3 separate regions of the Mus musculus genome follow, and all the other regions are linked to region 3. The links are chromatin loops, found by intact Hi-C in ENCODE. Cell type or tissue: left cerebral cortex. All regions are shown on one strand. Links, peaks and the distances in the headings refer to the core of each region. The heading gives the core; the rest is flanking DNA.

The links. A loop is a pair of places that touch in the nucleus more often than their neighbours do. Peaks named below come from ENCODE experiments on the same cell type or tissue, not always from the same donor. Only the 100,000 strongest peaks of a DNase experiment are listed, where the experiment ranks them.
Region 1: a loop joins it to region 3, with 6 times the contacts of the local background. A loop is called at or near these places in 2 of 42 quality-filtered maps.
Region 2: it touches region 3 in a loop (2.5-fold over the local background); 2 of 42 quality-filtered maps call a loop at or near these places.

What each region holds. Positions count from the first base shown.
Region 1 is chr12:88,711,314-88,716,923 of GRCm38, forward strand. No RefSeq gene overlaps it. Among named protein-coding and RNA genes, the nearest start is that of Nrxn3, 80 kb to the right of the region's middle. In left cerebral cortex, for the core only: no CTCF peak of the experiment used is centred there; DNase peaks (open chromatin) are centred at 2,310 and 3,351; H3K27ac peaks cover 593 bases.
Region 2 is chr12:88,958,442-88,964,051 of GRCm38, forward strand. The region is part of intron 3 of Nrxn3 (neurexin III); the gene reads left to right. All of the region lies in intron 2 of Gm40537 (a long non-coding RNA gene), which reads right to left. Among named protein-coding and RNA genes, the nearest start is that of Gm40537, 11 kb to the right of the region's middle. In left cerebral cortex, for the core only: no CTCF peak of the experiment used is centred there; DNase peaks (open chromatin) are centred at 2,587 and 3,328; H3K27ac peaks cover 2,500 bases.
Region 3 is chr12:88,771,900-88,777,509 of GRCm38, forward strand. It overlaps a transcript of Nrxn3 not described here. Among named protein-coding and RNA genes, the nearest start is that of Nrxn3, 20 kb to the right of the region's middle. In left cerebral cortex, for the core only: no CTCF peak of the experiment used is centred there; DNase peaks (open chromatin) are centred at 2,976 and 3,607; H3K27ac peaks cover 1,257 bases.

The DNA of each region.
Region 1 (5,610 bases), core at 1,126-3,625, 61 kb before region 3:
ATAGGGGAATGAAAATTGAACTATATCTTTGTAGACTCTTAGAAGATTAACACTGAAGGGGAGTTAGTTAACAAATAGATTTGTAAGACCAAATATAGAAGGAAGAATCCATTGTGTGGCTTGTGAAAAAGTTGTAGATAGGAAACCACTTCCAGTTAGTAAAGGCTACTGGCTCTCAGAAGCCCAAGCAAGAACACCTTGCTATGTGTGTCTGAGTATTGCATTTCTCATTGTGAGTTTTTCTCTATGATACCTTATGTTGACGTTAGAGATGAAGGAAATGAGGTGGTCATCTGAACCCATGGGCTTGCTATCCATTTTCCTTGACTTCTCTAGGAAGTTAGAAGAACATCCTGCCCCTTTCCCAGAAACCTGATGTATCACACTCACCCGTATCCAACATATTCAATCAATTTTATAGACTTCCCAGTAATTTTCTTATATGCTTTTTTGGCATAATAGTGCCAACTTCCTCATTTACCAGAGACTGTAGATTCATAGGTTAATTCCCAGTTTGGAAGCAGATGCATCAGAGTATTTGGTGGGGGAAGAGGTCGATTCCCTTGTCCCCATAGTTACATGCCAGATTTTTGTATTTTGAGGTTTCCTTGGTCAACAATGTATTTTCACTATCTAAAATGTATTTTTACCATCAGTGTGTGTGAACATTAGTCACTGAACCCTGTCCCTCTTCATCAGCCTTCACGCAGGACTCTAGTTTGCCTGGGAGGCGGATTTTAGAGTAGAACTTCTGTCTCCTAGAGTCTGAATAACCACTACTTCATCCAGGGAGTAGTGGAAAACATGAGTGTAGAAAAGGAAGGATTCTAAAGGGAGTGTAGAAAAGGAAGGTATAAAAGGCACAGTCTGAGAAGCGGTGCACTACGAGTGAGGGAAAGAAAGAAGCAAGGTAATGAAGCTCATATCTATAACACAAGATCCATTCTTGAAGGACCTGAGGCTAAAATCTTTTGGACCATACCTTTAATTATATCGGAGGACAAGGAAGTGAACCTGTCCTGAAGCTTAGGTTTGAATTCCTTCTCTAAACTTCTTTTCCAGCTTCAAAATTTCCTCTTTTTTGTTTTGTTTTGTTTTGTTTTGGTTTGGTTTGGTTTGGTTTGGTTTGGTTGGTTGGTTTTTTGAGGCAGGGTTTCTCTGTATAGCACTGGCTGTCCTGGAACTCACTCTATAGACCAGGCTGGCTTTGAACTAAAAAATCCACCTGCCTCTGCCTCCCAAGTGCTGGGATTAAAGGCATGCACCACCACTGCCTGGCAAGAATTCCTCTTAATATTAAATGAGATGACATGTGTCAAGCATATGGGGCAGAATAGATGCCACTCTTGCGGGAAGTATCATCAGTTTCTTAAGTGCCCAAATTCTTACATTTTTTTAACTTATTGTTTGCAGGTTTTAGGTATTATAAAACTGATTATCTCTACATTTTTATCTCTCTTTTGGTTTGAGATTTATGTATATGTACATGCAGATACCTTCTGAATGCTGACATTAAAGACATATACTACCATGTCTGGCTTCTGCCTTAATTTTTGAGACAAAGTCTCTTATTGAACCTGTAACCTCACTAATTTGGCTCAACTGGCTGGCCACTGAGCTTCAGGGATCTGCCTGTCTCTGACCCTCCTCCCCTACCCCAGCACAGAGATTACAGATGCTGCTATCCTCATATTTCTATATGGGTCCTGAGCAGCTGAACTTAGGCACTCATATGTGCAGTGCAAAAATTTGTCCAACTGAGCCATCTCCCAGTTCCCTGAAGAACAGACTTTTGTAAGAATGGGTGGTTATATGTTTTGCTTGCAGAGATATTATTGAGATGTTGTATCACTCTGCATTTGCCTAATATGTACTATGCTTTACCCTTTGCTGTCTTGTGAGGAAGGACTTCCTGTAAGAGGAGTATGCAATGGGCATAAGGAGTAACATTTTAGAATACAAGTGCCTAGGTTGGTATAGAAAAGGGTCATAATGAGTTTTAGTGATTTCTTCAGCAAACATATATGACTGGGTGGCAAAATAACTCCAACCATAGAGTCTTGAGGAACTTCCTGGTGAGTAAAGGTTTGACTTGGAAGAATATAAGAATCCAGGGGAATGTTGAGCACACAACTATGGAAGCTCTGGTCTGAGGAGGCGAAAATAGAATGAATGAAGATTGTGGGAAGGAAAGAGAAAGGCTCAAGTTGCAAGGAGAGTGGATCAAGGAGTGGGCTTGTAAGCAGAGCAAAGAGCTGGGGGCGGCTGAGTGGTTTCAGGAAAGCAGATGGTGATCCCTGGGAAGGAGGTGCAGATGGCAGTGATGGAGAGGAGGCAGCGTGGGGTGAAGAACAGCCCCAGCTTGGACACTCCAGGAGGAGAGATGCTGGAACACAAAACTCCCCACGCTGGGTGAGCTCTCTGACTCATCTAGCTCCCAGTGTGGCATCTGACAAGGGTACAAGTAGGAAGGCTATGGGAATCTCTGTGTGTTTCTCTGAAGGAACCTGAGGGGTTAGGCATGAACCTCAAACATCCAGGAATTCCTGGGGAAGTAAAAAAAAAAAGAGCACCCAAAGCATTCTATATTCAAAGCCAGGCTTGCACATGGTACTTTTCTTGCTTGTCTGATCTTACAAGACATGCATTTTTAAAAGATGAATGAAGCTTTTCATAATGGATCATACCTCTAACTCTAGTGCTTATGAGGTTAAGACAAGAGAATGACGTGTTCCAGATCAGCCTGAGATGTAGAGTGAGGCTGTATGTCATCCCCTCCCAACAAATAATAAAATTAAACGAAATATAAGAGGAGTAGAGGGATGAGAAGATAGGTCAATTGATAAAGCGATTACCATGCCAGTATAAGTATCCAAGTCTGAGCCTCAACCTGTGTGAAAAAGTCAGGCATGGAGGGCCTTTGACTTGGAAGAATGTAAGAGTTCAGGGGAATGTTGAGCAGCCAAACCATGGATGCTGTGGTCTGAGGAGGTGAAGACCTAGCCCTCAGAGGTGGAGATGGGCTCATTGACCTATCCAGATATATCACTTGGTAAACTCCAGGCTAACAGGTGAACCTGTCTCTGAAACAAAATAGATAGGTTCTGAGAAATGACATCAGAGGTTGATCTCCGGCAGGTTCACCTCTACCCACATTCATGTGCACACCCGTGAACAAATACACACGTACAAATGCCCAGGAGGCTGGAGTAGAAAATATTTTTTAAAAAATCCCTTTAAGCTATAGGACTCTGTAGTTCTGAGACATACTTGAAACTCTAGGTTATCTGAGAGATGTAGGCTTGTACGTCTATTAGTACAAGAGACATCTGTGAACATGAAGAGCAGTGACTCATTTCCTTTGCAGGGTGCTGAATTTGAGGTAGATTTTAGTGCTTCCTGATGCATTGTGGGAAGGATGATTTGGCCCTGATGTAAAGATTTTCTAATACTGAAGCTATTCAGATGGGTTGGTTAGCTTTGTAAGGGAATGAGTTTCATGCTCCAGGAACAGATCAATCCGAGTTTGAAAATATGTTTACAGTTGTTATAAAGAGGATCCCATCTCCATACTTTAAGAAAGATGCTTTCCTGGAGATGTCTTGACCATATGATTAAATGGCAAATAGAAGTGAAACCCAACATGTATTTCTTCCATAAAAATACCTCATGAGCTTTTCTTAGTGCAAATAGGTATCTAGTGAGGGATGGGCTGGAATAATATAAGCTTATAATACACTTGATTAAGAAATATTAAGCAGGTCTCTTTCCTGTAGGGCTCTTTTGAAATGTATTTGTGCAGTTCTCTCTCTCTCTCTCTCTCTCTCTCTCTCTCTCTCTCTCTCTCTCTCTCTCTCTCTCTCTCCCTTCCCTCCCTCCCTCCCTCCCTCCCTCCCTCCCTCCCTCCCTCCCTCCTTCCTTCCTTCCTTCCTTCCTTCCTTCCTTCCTTCCTTCCTTTCTTTCTTTTTGGGTCAACTTTACACAAGTTAGTCATTTGAGAAGAGAAACTTCATCTGAGAAAATGCCTCCAGCATATCGGTTGGTAGGCAAGTCTTTGGAACATTTTCTTGATTAAGAGTTAGTGTGAGTGGGTGGTGCCATGCCTCAGCATGTAGGCCTGGATTCTGTGTGTATCACATATCTATGTAAATGTATATATCCATGCGCGTACATAATCAAGCTGAGCAAGCCATGGAGAATGACATTGCTCCATCATCACTTTCTACCTCTAGGTTCCTACCTTGAGTTCCAATCCTGATTTCCCTCAGGGAAAGACTGTAATCAGGAGTTTTAAGATGAAGCAAACTTTTTCCTCCGTAAGTCACTTTTGGTTAGCATTTTATCATAGTAATAGAAAGTCAACTAGGACATTATTATACATAATATATTTTAATATTAAAATGTATACTATGAATTTCCTAAATATATAGACAAACAGATCCTCTGACAGGAGTCTGGTTTGATAAATAAACTTTGAGAAACACTGCTTTGATCAACAGTTTTAGGTCATGATTTCTGCTGTTGCTATAAACACCATGACTAGAAGCAACTTTGGTAGAAAGGCGCTTATTTCAGGTTACACTTTCAGGTCACACTTGTCCTTGAGGGAAGTCAGAGCATTGAGGTCTGGGTGGAAACTGGAGGCAGAACCATGGCGGGACACTGCTTGCTCCCTTTCTCTCTGGCTCTCTCAACTAGCTTTCTTATATAATTAGAACGCATCTACCTAGGGATGTTTCTGCCAACTATGGGCAAGCTCTCCCATACTAATCATCCACCCATCCACCCACCCATCCACCCACCCATCCATCCACCCATCCATCCACCCATCCATCCACCCATCCATCCACCCATCCATCCACCCATCCATCCATCCATCCGACCATCCAAGAAATCCCTTATAGACATGCCCACAGGCCTAAATTATCTGGCCAATTTCTTAGTCAAGAGTCATCTCTTCCCAGGTGGTTCTAGTTAGTGTCAAATTGATAATAAAATTTAACAACCACTAGCTCCTAGTGAAAAAAATACAAATTCTCTATTATAATTGCCTAGGACTGATAGAACCTTATTTTTGTCCAAATCCTGAGATGAAGTGAGACTATGGGCAATACCATTAGACATGACTCAGCTGCCATTCTCCCTTGTGCCTCAGTATTCTTATATGTCAAATGGGGAGAAATAGTTTCAGTGCAACTCACGGTAGAGTTATTGTATTAGACTTTGAGCTTGTTTTTTTTTAAGATTTATTTTTAAAATTTTTTAATTAGTTATGTGTCTGTGTATGTGCAATTATGAATGCAAGTGCCCTTTAGAGGCCAGAAGAGGGTGCCAGATCTACTGGAGTTAGAGTTATAGGTAGTTGTACGCCACCTGATGGGAGTGTCAGGAATTGAACATGGGTCTTCTGTAAGAATAGTATTTGCTCTTTAGCACTAAGTCATCTCTCCAGCCCCTTGAACTTGAATTTGAATCCCCATAGTCATCTTTGCTGGCATGCAGATTCTAGTTCCGTGACTCCCTGGAGTGGGAGCTGATATTCTGTTCTACAAGGCCACTGTGGTGTCACAGTGACCACCTTTGACTGTTATGGGATAAAGTAGCTACATT
Region 2 (5,610 bases), core at 1,126-3,625, 190 kb after region 3:
TCAGTCTCCCCACATTCTTCCCCTGCTTCTCACAGGGCTCATTTTATTCGCTTGTTTTGGCAGCCTTTGGGAAACCTGATCTAAGCCTGAGCAATGGTAGAAGTGCCTGCTTAACAGCTTGGCAGGGAGGAGAGGCAATTGAATTACCTGCTTACACTTCTGATCTCCCAAGCTTATGTCAGAGCAAGAAGATAATGGAAGAAATTGTTAACACTGCTTGGGACTAGTGAGTCCACACAGTGGAGAGATTTATCACATGAAAATGCTTGCTCTCTCGGAAGCTGAATCTCATTCTCCATCGCAACTGCCTCCTTCCCCTCATTTTTCCTGTAACACATTTCCCTTTACAGTATCTTTACTCAAGGTGCATTTGCTATGGAAACAGAAACATGTAGTCGGCAGGCAGCTCACAGCTCATGGCCAACTTGATGGCAGTCTAGGGACTGCAAAAGCAGCACTAGTCCAGAGGAGCCAATTTTAGGGACTGCTAGACAATTCTATGGCTTTCAAGGCAGGAAGGTGAGGGAGTTCCTGATGGGTTTCTCCACTGCCTGCTGGGGGGCTCAGAAAAATGCTTTGTGTCTCAAAACCTAAAGCAGGTTAAGGTTAAAAATGGAGGTTTCTGGGGGTGGCAGAACTTCTTGGGTTAAGAATTGTTCCTACAATGGCTTCTACCCAATGCATTTACTTATAAACTATTGATAGACACCACCAAAATGGGGATGGTCAAATATCCTCTCCTGCAAAGTTCTAACCAGGGCTTTGATTTCCACAATTAGAGACCTATTCCTAACACTGTAAGATCAAGCGGAACTATATAAATAGTTTTACAGGCCCCCTGTCAAGGGTCACTCATTCATCCAATACATGCTTTTAGGGATGGAGATTGAGGTAGTGTCTACAACTACAAAGGAAGGTAAGTCATATCACTTACTGCTTTGGAGAATGTCCCACGAGAAATGAAAACACAGAAAGTAGCCATGACACATCAGTCCTTTGCTGGTCTTTGTACATGTGACTTGTGACTGAGTCATTGAATTGACACAACAGCTTCATGATACACACCCTCCATTTGTAAGAGAGGACACTGGGACCCCATGCTGTTTAATGTCCTTCCTAAAGCCAAAGAATAAGTAATTCGAAAGGAAAGACATGTGTGACCCAGACTGTGCCCATCATCTCCAAAGTAGCCTTTGGGAATTCATCCTCCTCCTCTTTTTTACTCAGCTGAGTTATTCTCATGAAAAGAACTCAGATTCCTAACATCTTTATACAAAGTTGGCATTCATATGTTTGGTGCCTGAGATGGGAAGAGAGGAGCATGGGGATACAGATGGCATTTAAAATGATACAGGGCTGCTGCATGATATTGTCAGATCTTCTTGGTTTTCTCAGGTGCACAAAGACAGAGAGAAATGATTAGGAGTGTATACTTCATTGTGACTGTGAGACCTGCTATTTATGACACCTTGGAACGTCTACTTTCATTAAATGGCAGGAAACCTAACCAAACTTCCTTAAGTACAAAAGGCATTATAGCAGGTTCCCTCTAGAAGTGGCTTTGGATGTAAAATGTAGGTTGAAGAGAGGTCTTCTACAATGTACTCCTGTCCCACGGTTTCATCTTTCAACCTGGTTCTGCTTCTCTCTCACCTAAAGACTGCAAAATTGATGCTACAGCTCCATGTCTTGCTTGGTGGGTTGAGAGGCTTCCTTTCTCAAGCAACTTTTTAAAGAGTCCTGAATTTGTTCTATTGTTGGTCCTATTAAGTTGCCTGTCTATATCTAGAGCTCTCATTGTACCCAGGGAAATAACCAGTCTAGACCACTGGCTATAACAATGGAGCAAGAATGAAGAAATAGTTGATTCCTGGGGATTTTAAAGATATATTCAGTATATTTTAGAAATAGGTGATAAAATCTTCCACAGAAGACTTGTCGAGTGATGACCAATATTGCAGTTCCTAGAGAAGAGTGGTTCTCAATATTTCTAATGCTCCCTTTCGTAGAGTTCCTCATGTTGTGGTTACTTCCAACCATAAAACTTTTCATTGCTACTTCATAACTGTAATTTTTCTCCTATAATGAATATAATGTAAATATATGATCTATCGGACCCCTGTGAAAATGTCATTCACTCCAAAGGGGTCGTGACCCAAAGGTGCTTTAGTGGTATTTTCTCCCATTCTCTCTATCTTCTTAGCCATCAATATTTTCACTCTGTTCTCAGCAATATACTAATGGGGCTCAAGGCTTAAAGAAATGGAAATAATAAATAGAACAAAAGACCTCCAAAGTATAAACTAGCTTTTTTGTTTTATGTATAATTATTTAAATAGCTATTTATGAAACTTATTTGTAAGTAGATTTATTCACCTCCTGATACATAAATCATAGCAACTACGCAAACTAACAAGATAGCCTGTGTGGTTTGGGTACTTATATACAAACTGGCTCTTGCAATGGCCCTTAAGTTCCTTTATTTCTTAGCAGGAGTTCCTATTCCAAGCAGAGGGACTAAGCACATCTCTGATCCTACAGATGGTGCTGGTTGAGTGTCAGCATATGGGGAGTTATGTGGGTGGAGAAGCTGGTGTCAGGAGGGCTGTGTTGGAACATTGGACTCAAATCAAAGGCAAAGTCTTAAGGCTTCAGTTGATGAAGGAAAATCTCCTTGGCTGAAAGATGTAGAACTTGAGCTGTGATGATGAAGAGACTTACTGTCTTGAAGTGGCTCAAACTCTACTGGACATCATCCTGAGGGACAGTCAAGGCACCAGCAGCAGGAAAGTCAGGGTGTTTCCTACTGATTTTTCCCTTTACTCATATAAAAGGCATCTTGGTAGAGAAAGCTTATATTTCTTAGTTGGGTGGCCTGGGGTAATTTGCATTCACTTGTGTGCTGATAAATACGGATCACAGAAATATCTGTGAGATAATGTGATATGAAGCCAGTACCAGCTTCTCACAGGAAACAGCGTATTAAAGATTAGTTTCAATGTTTTTTTTTTCTCTCAGTCTATAAGTGCTGGTCTAGATTCTCAACTATAAATTTCCTATGTATTCAACACTTGTCTTCAGAACACAGCATGTTTAATAGTGCATGACTTGCTATTCATGTATCTTTTAAACATTATTTGATCATTTGCACCTGATGATAGAAAAGTAAAGGTCTTCAGATACATCTCCACCTTTCCTTGATGGAGTTCTAAGCCTGGGTGAGAGACACTTTTGTCGGACTCTCTGCTCTGCCCCCAACTAACACTCATTTGGATAAGGAGATTAAATATCTTATCTCAGTGTCTTGATCTGGAAATGACGATATAATACCTTCCTACAAAGTTATTTTGAGAACTTGAGATGACTCAGTACAAAAACTGGCTCTGCTATCATAGATACATGGTTATGGCACAGTCTTCGGGGTTTAAAAATTAAAATATCACTCACATGCATGGTTATCCCTGGATGGCTGTGGCCCAGAGAACCTTACCTGCTGATATAAATTCACATAAAATAAAAGTCAGACAAGTGGTGCCCCCATGGCTCCCTTAAGTGTGAGGCTGAGGGAGATGCCAGCTTTTCCTTTGGGGTAAAGGGTTACTTCTTTGACATCCTTGCTGAAGGGAATCATTGCATTGGATGGGAGGTTGAATTTCATGGGCTCATTTGTTCTTTACTAATTCTGAGATTCTGTGTATTCGTAATCCCTCTTCCTATTGAGAAAAAACGTATTTATAAGTCCTTTATAATTGGCCTTTAACCAACTGACTATTTTCTTTATTATTCAATATAAAATACTAATGTATCAGGACACTTGCCACATTTAAGCAGAAAATACATATAACATGTGAAAACATATTAGGTTTAGACATTCACTCATGTTGCTTACTCATATTTACTTCTTATTAGAAAAATAATAGGACAATTCTCGTTGACTTTCTTGACATTAGATGGAGCCAATATGACCAAATATGGCCAATGAGTTTAACTGAATATGATGTCTGTAATCACTGATCTTGGAACGTGCTGCTGATGTGAATTATGGCAAAGCCACCATACACTCATTACAGTTGCTCAGTGTGGGTTCTGAGGTGTTGGGGCAATATATGATTGTATTTGGTATAAAGAAGACATAATTTTGATGCACTGAAGCACTTAGATTTTGAAGGTGTTTTCTTAATGTTCTACAATTTGACCTACAGTGATGATATTCGGTGTTTAGTCCTCCAAGATAATAGCTAATGTTGACTGGGTGTTTTCAATGAAGTAGATAAGTATTTGTTCACATTTAGGAATAGTTCTCTTTTTTGGTTGGTTCCTTGTGTGGTTCAGGTATCAGAGTAATTGTGGCTTCATAGAACAAGTTAGGTAGTATTCCTTCTGTTTCAATTTTATGGAATAGCTTGAGGAAAATTGGTATCAGGTCTTCTTTGAAGGTCTGGTAGAATTCTGCACTATATCCATCTGGCCCTGGACTTTTTTGGGGGGTTGGGAGGTTTTTAATGACTTCTTCTATTTCCTTTTGTGATATGGGCCTGTTTAGATAGTCTTTAGACTATGTGTTTGGTTGTTGGTGAAGCTTCATTTATTTTTATTGTTGTGTATGTATGAGTGCCTATATGTAAATATATACATGAACCATGTGTGTCATGTGTGTGTCTGGCGCCCAAGAAAGGCATCAGCTCCCTTGGAACTGCTGTTGGAGGCAGTTGTGAGCTGCCTAATGTCAGTGCTTGGAACTGAACCTTGACTCTCTACAACAGCAGTGAGTTCACTCTGTATATGTTATTCTTAACGGCATACTTATACAGAAAACCACAGTCACCGTTTTTAAGCAAATTGCCTAAGGTCTCTGAGCCAGTGAGTAAAGGAGAGGAGATAGAGACTCCCATCATCTGACTTCAAAGTTGTATTGCTAACCACTCTTCTGCTGCTGGTGTGATCAGCCAACATCAATTCTGCCTTTACGCTTCTTTTCAATTGGATCTTCTCTAGTCATAATTTCCTCTTTTGGCCACTACTCTGCAGAGTGGTTGTAAGTTTGGGATACCGGTAGAATGACCCACTGTGGTATCTAATGCTAAGCTTGTCCCAGGAAATCTCTCATTTTCTTTGCTTTGTGTGACCAGTTTAGTTTTTGAATAATCATTTTAAATCAAAATATATAAATATATAAGATGTCCTGAAACAAGCCTTTTCCTTCCTGCTTTTGTTTGAAATAATTCATATGGTTACATAAGGTCAAGCTTCCGAGGAGTGGAACCTGAGATAGAGATTTGCTTATGCGATTTGTTGGGAGAATGAGCTTGGGGAAAAGATGTAAGGAGGTGTGGGGGGTGGGGTGGGCATGGGGGTGGGGGTGGGGGTGGGGAATATTGCTTCCATGAACTCTCTTTAGTTCATGTAGAAATAGGTCACATCATATTTTACCACCAGACTACTGTCTTGCAGTAATAGTTAACCCATCTCTTTGGGTTTTTTGTTCCTGTGCTGAATTGCATTCACTAAGAGGCACTTGATCTGGGTATGACCTTTCACTTCTATTTGCTTGTTGAGGATCAGGACCAACTTGATAAGAGGGGCACTGTGGTACTTCAACCCTTGCAGGTT
Region 3 (5,610 bases), core at 1,770-4,269:
CTCTCTCCTTTTTTTTTCTTGAGACATTTATATTTTGAGACAAAATCCACTCTGTAGCTCAGGCTGGTTTCCGGTTCATTGGTGGTCCTCCTGCTTCAGCCTCTCTGATGCTGGGGTTATAGGAGTGAGCTACCCTGCCTGACAAAAGGCCTTCCTTCTTTTAAAATGTGTCAGTTTGCTTATTGTAGATGGTTCCTTTTTATTTAATAAATGTCTAAAATTCGGGAAAATACAACCCTTCACATTTCTGTCATTCAAATAAACGTGTTTGTCTCCAGTAATTTTTTTTGCAGGAAAAAAAAAACATGGTAAATATCAATTTAACAAGTGCAGCTATTCATTTTCAGAGTGAATCATTCTTTCTCTTTTCTGAGTAGTGGATCTCAACTGGGAAAATTTAGGGGATGCTATTGTCACCTAGTAGAGGCCAATGATGTTAAATATTCTTAAATGCACAGGTAACCCTCATAGTAAAGAATTACCTAGAGTACAATATCGATAGCACTTAGGTTGAAAAACCCCATTTTAGAGAGAACTCTCATGATATTGACAAGGGCCTGCAGGAAATGTTTTTCATGCTTTTATATACATTTACAAGCCTACGTAAACAACATATGGCATTATGTTGTTCTGCATGAGTCTTCTTTAAATTTATATAAATAGTATCATCAGATATTCTGTATCTTGCTTTTTCTAAATTTTTGTAACTACCCATGTTGATATATATGCACATATATAATATCCATATTAATTTCTCTAAGCTGATCTGTTTTTCTTGAAAATCTGGCATCTTTAGCAGCTGAGCTGACTCTCTGGCTCTGTTTTTCTTTTTCTAATGTCTTAGCTATAGACCATGACTAAGATAGAAACAGGAGAATCACTTGGCCTAAGAGTAGGAGGCCAGGCTGGGTAGTATAGTGAGACTTCCATCTAAAACAGTGGATTATATGATGACATAAAGGGTTGTTAGTCCACATTCTCCATTAGGCACACTGTGGATTGGAGGGTGTCTTAGTTAGGGTTTTACTGCTGTGAACAGACACCATGACCAAGGCAAGTCTTATAAAAAACAACATTTCATTGGGGCTGGCTTACAGATTCAGAGGTTCAGTCCATTATCATCAAGGTGGGAGCATGGCAGTATCCAGGCAGGCATGGCGCAGGAGAAGCTGAGAGTTCTATGTCTTCATCCAAAGGCTGCTAGTGGAAGACTGACTTCTAGGCAACTAGGGTGAGGATCTTATACCCACACCCACAGTGACACACCCATTCCAACCAGGTCACACCTATTCCAACAAGGCCACACCTTCAGATGGTGCCACTCCCTGGTCCAAGGATATACAAACCATTACAGAGGGGTAATTAAAATTTATTTCCTAGTAATATCTCTTAGTATAGAAATATGAGCCAGATGTGTTATTGGAAAGCAGCCCTATTTGGGACATGCTAATGCTTCTAGGTTGTTTGTCCAATTCCTAAGACGTACAGTGGCTTGTATCACTTCTCTTATCTGCTGTCTTCCTTGGCTTTTCCTATTTTTAATATTCCATCAGTATTTTCCTTTTCCTTTGGGACTAGAACTGACCAAAGCATCAACCTACTGTGGAATTGTGGATTTCTGAAGGAGATTCCTCTCAATTAATGGGTCATGGCTGCCAAATAAACTATTGGCTGTAAGTCCAGCTTCCATGTGTCTGACGGCCTGGTTTCTTCAGAGGCCTTTCTCCTTGGCTTACAAATTCTGGTGTGTCCCCACTGTATGTGCACAGCATGCTCACTTTGTTCTTGGCTATCTACACATTTTCTGCTCCAGTAGAAGGACAGTGTCCAGGCTGGATGAGGCCTGTATTAAAGACCTCATTTTAGTATAATTACCTTCTTAAAGAATATACCAATAAATGAAGTCACACTGGGTACTAGGTGTTTAGATATCAATGTTAAAATCTTATGGGGAATTCATTCAAGGACTCTCAAAGCAATCTCTCTCCCATGTACAGAACAAATATTCCTAGGAGATGGTGAGATCACAGTACACTGTGTATGAAAGCCAATATCAAGAACTTTTTTATGATTAGAGGAGGATTTCAAACCTTACATTAAATCTAAAGACAGTAGAATCAGAAAACTAAGTTTCTTTCTCTAGCTCCTCCATTAGAGACCTTGTGCTGGACAGAAGGAGCTAAAGGAGCTTGCAGCCCCATAGGAATAGCAACAGTATGAACCAACCAGTATCCCCAGAGCTCCAAGGGACTAAACTACCAACCAAAGAGTACACATGGACGGACCCATGGCTCCAACTGCATATGTAGCAGAGGATGGCCTCTTTATACATCAATGGGAGGAGAGGCCCTTGGTCCTGAGAAGGCTTGATGCCCTAGTGTAGGGGAATGCCAGGACAGGGAAGCAGGAGTGGGTGGGTTAGTGAGCAGTGGGTAGGGGATGGGATGGGAGGGATTCAGAGGGGAAACCAGGAAAGGGGATGACATTTGAAATGTAAGTAAAGAAAATATCTAATACAAAATAAAATTCTAGGAGACTAAATTATAGAATTTTAAAAAAGCAAAGAAAACTAAGTTCTGGAGGAAACTAGATAGGATAATTTTTTGGAGACCTCCTGGTCTGGTTTTGAGAAATCTCATCAGATAGCCAGAGGTGATTATATAGTCAATGTTAACATCATTAATGCCAAAACTAATCAGTCATGAGTCTAAATGAAAGACACTTCTGAGGTAGAAGACCTGGACTTGCTCTTGACTTAGTTTCCTGCTGGGCTACCTCAAGTGTTGTAGCCCCAAGGCACCAGTTTCTCCATCTCTACCATAGAGGTAGTAAATGTGCCACTCTATTTCTGCAAGAATAGGATGAGAACAGTGCTGGGTGAATTTTCAAAAATGTTTCTGGAATCTGAATGTGAAGAGATTGGACTCTTTCCTATTTGCCGCAAGGAGCTGCCTTAGAAGTCTGGGAGTGATCTGTTTAAGTGTGGGTTTCAGAAAGTTAATTCTGGCTTGGAGGCTGTACAGAAGGAGAGGTGGCAGTTGGGAAGACATTGGGGGTATGAAGATCCACTATTAGAGAGTTTCGTCTGGATTGAATTAGCAAGGTGAGTGGGTTGGAAGAAGGAAGGGCAGAGGGATATAGAAAATGGGAAAGAGGAAGCAGGAAGAAAGAGAGATGTAGAAGATAGCACTGGGATGTAAAATGATGGATGAGAGAGGAAATAGAGAGAAGGGAGGGGAACATGCTTTGTTGAGCCTGCTGAAAGGAGGAGGACTTAAAGGAGTGACCAATTCAGAGCAATGGTTAAAGGAACATGGGGAAGGGAAATAATGAGTTTGGGTTTGTTCCACTTATAGCTGAGTTTCTTGGGGACCCAGGACTGAGACTACCAGAGAGAGTTGTGAAGGCATCTGCTGACAACCATGAAGAACACTGCTGTTCAGAGGTGGAAAGAGAACAACTGGAATGAGCTTTCAAGGGCACCTAGAGAGGCAGGAGGGCAGCTCAGGGAATTGACAGGAAGAGAGCCAGAGTGGGATGGCTGCAGGAAGGATGTGTTTGGGCAGGGCAGGCATATTGGTACTGGTTTGAGTATTTCAGAAGCCACCGATAACTTTGAGAAGAGCTGTGTGAGTTGGGGACATGTCGGGTTTAGATGCCAGAAGGCAGAGGATAGGGAGAGAAAAGAAATCTCAGAGATTATGAATTTTGATAGAGGGGAAGATTGCAGAGAATATCCTGAAAAGGGGGAAGATTCTTGTTTCTTTTTCAGGTTATTGGCAGGCTGCTGAGCAGTGGGTGAGGTGGAAATGCAATCACTGGAGCCTGGAGAGAGAGAGAGAGAGAGAGAGAGAGAGAGAGAGAGAGAGAGAGAGAGAGAGAGATATCAAATAAATGTTGTTAAGAGGAGGGTCTGGGGAGATGGAAGGGTTTGGAAGAAGAGAGCTGGGGGAGTCAGATATGAAGGGATCATTTCTTTTGTCCTTTTTTTAAGTTGAGAGGGGAAAGGAGTAGGTGTGTGCTAAGAAAATGTATAACTGAAGGGTAGGGAAAAAGTTCAGGGTTTTGTGAAGGTCTTCCCAGAAAAAGAAAGCCCCTGTTGGCATTTGCTGAGTGAGAAAGATGGAAAGGGTTTAGAAGATGTAAAGAAGAGGAGAGAGATTGGGGGAATGTTACAGATTGTTGACTAACTAGGCTAGGAACAGAACACGGTGATAGTTGCATTTATTGACATCATTTGGCTAATGCCTTCTTAAATGGACCCATTGTTCTGGAGCAGGGGAAGCCCAAGGAGCAGGACCAGGGATGAGAGAACCATGGATTCTCTTTGGATAAGAAGTAAAGATGATGAGACAGGAAAAACATGTGATGCTGTGGGCATAAAGGGTGGGGAGTTGTGACTGTTCTTTGGATACAGACAAGGATCACAGGGGCATGGGCCTGTCCTCAGGATACAGAGTGGGTGTCACAGGGACATGGGAAGTGGAAAAATATTTGAAAGAGCTGTTCAGATGATAAATGGCTCTAGGAGAGTTTCAGGTTAAGTAGTTATTGAAGGAGTGAGAGGAAGAAGTAGTTCCTTAGAGCGTAGGTGTCGGGAACCATGATGTCAAAGCAACAAACATGGCCATTGAGTACTATGATAAGAGTTAGTATACAAAACAGAAGTTACAGCAGCCAAATATCTCAGTCAATGTGGAAGAGTGACTTGGGGGAGATGCATTTGTTAGTTATCATGACCTAACTTCAGAAGTCTTGCTAGTGTGCCACAGAAAGCATTGTTTGCCTTACAGATAAGAAGCCTGTCAATCTAGACCAGGATCCACGAGGTAATTCTGTAGATCTAGCTATTATCCGTTGGATGGGGTTTGGTTGGTTAGGTTGGCCATAGTTGGGCTGGATGACTGACACCTCTTGGGACTGGGAGGCTACCCCACCAATGCTGGCAGAAATTCAACAGAGCCGAGAACTCTCTTCAAATATTTTGTCATGTCATTCCTACTAGCCTGAAAGCATTTCTTTGACCAAAGCAAATTATGTGACCAAGCCTAAAGTCGAGGTATGAGCAAGTGTACTACTTCTGCAGATGGGCAAGAGTGATATTTTTAAGTAATACGACCACCAGTTAACCACACATGGTAGGTCAGAGCTGGGAAGAAGAGTTGAGGTGGGACCACACTCGGCACTGTACACTCAAGTGATCTCAGAGTATTCAAATAGTGACAAAAAGAAAAGATGTCTACACTGCTTCCATCCTCAGATGTAACAGACCTGACAGAGTGTTTGGGAAAAAAATCATTTAATTAGGAAAGTTACCAGATTTTCTATGGAGTCTAATATGTACAGCAGAATTCCTGTGGGTCCAGGGAGAAGAGTTGAGAAGAGGTATTAGGAGGCAGTTGGTTATGAGAGGCTCAAAGAGCCTCACATAAATTCTAGCCTCAGACATAAAATGAGAAGAAAAATACTCTCAATTAGTGAGATAGACAGACAGACAGACCAACAGACAGAGATGTGATAGACGGAAGCATACATGCATACGTGTATGAACACATATGAATACAGCTCCTAGAAGAGCTCCAAGTTGACCCAAAGTCAAGACTCTGGAGA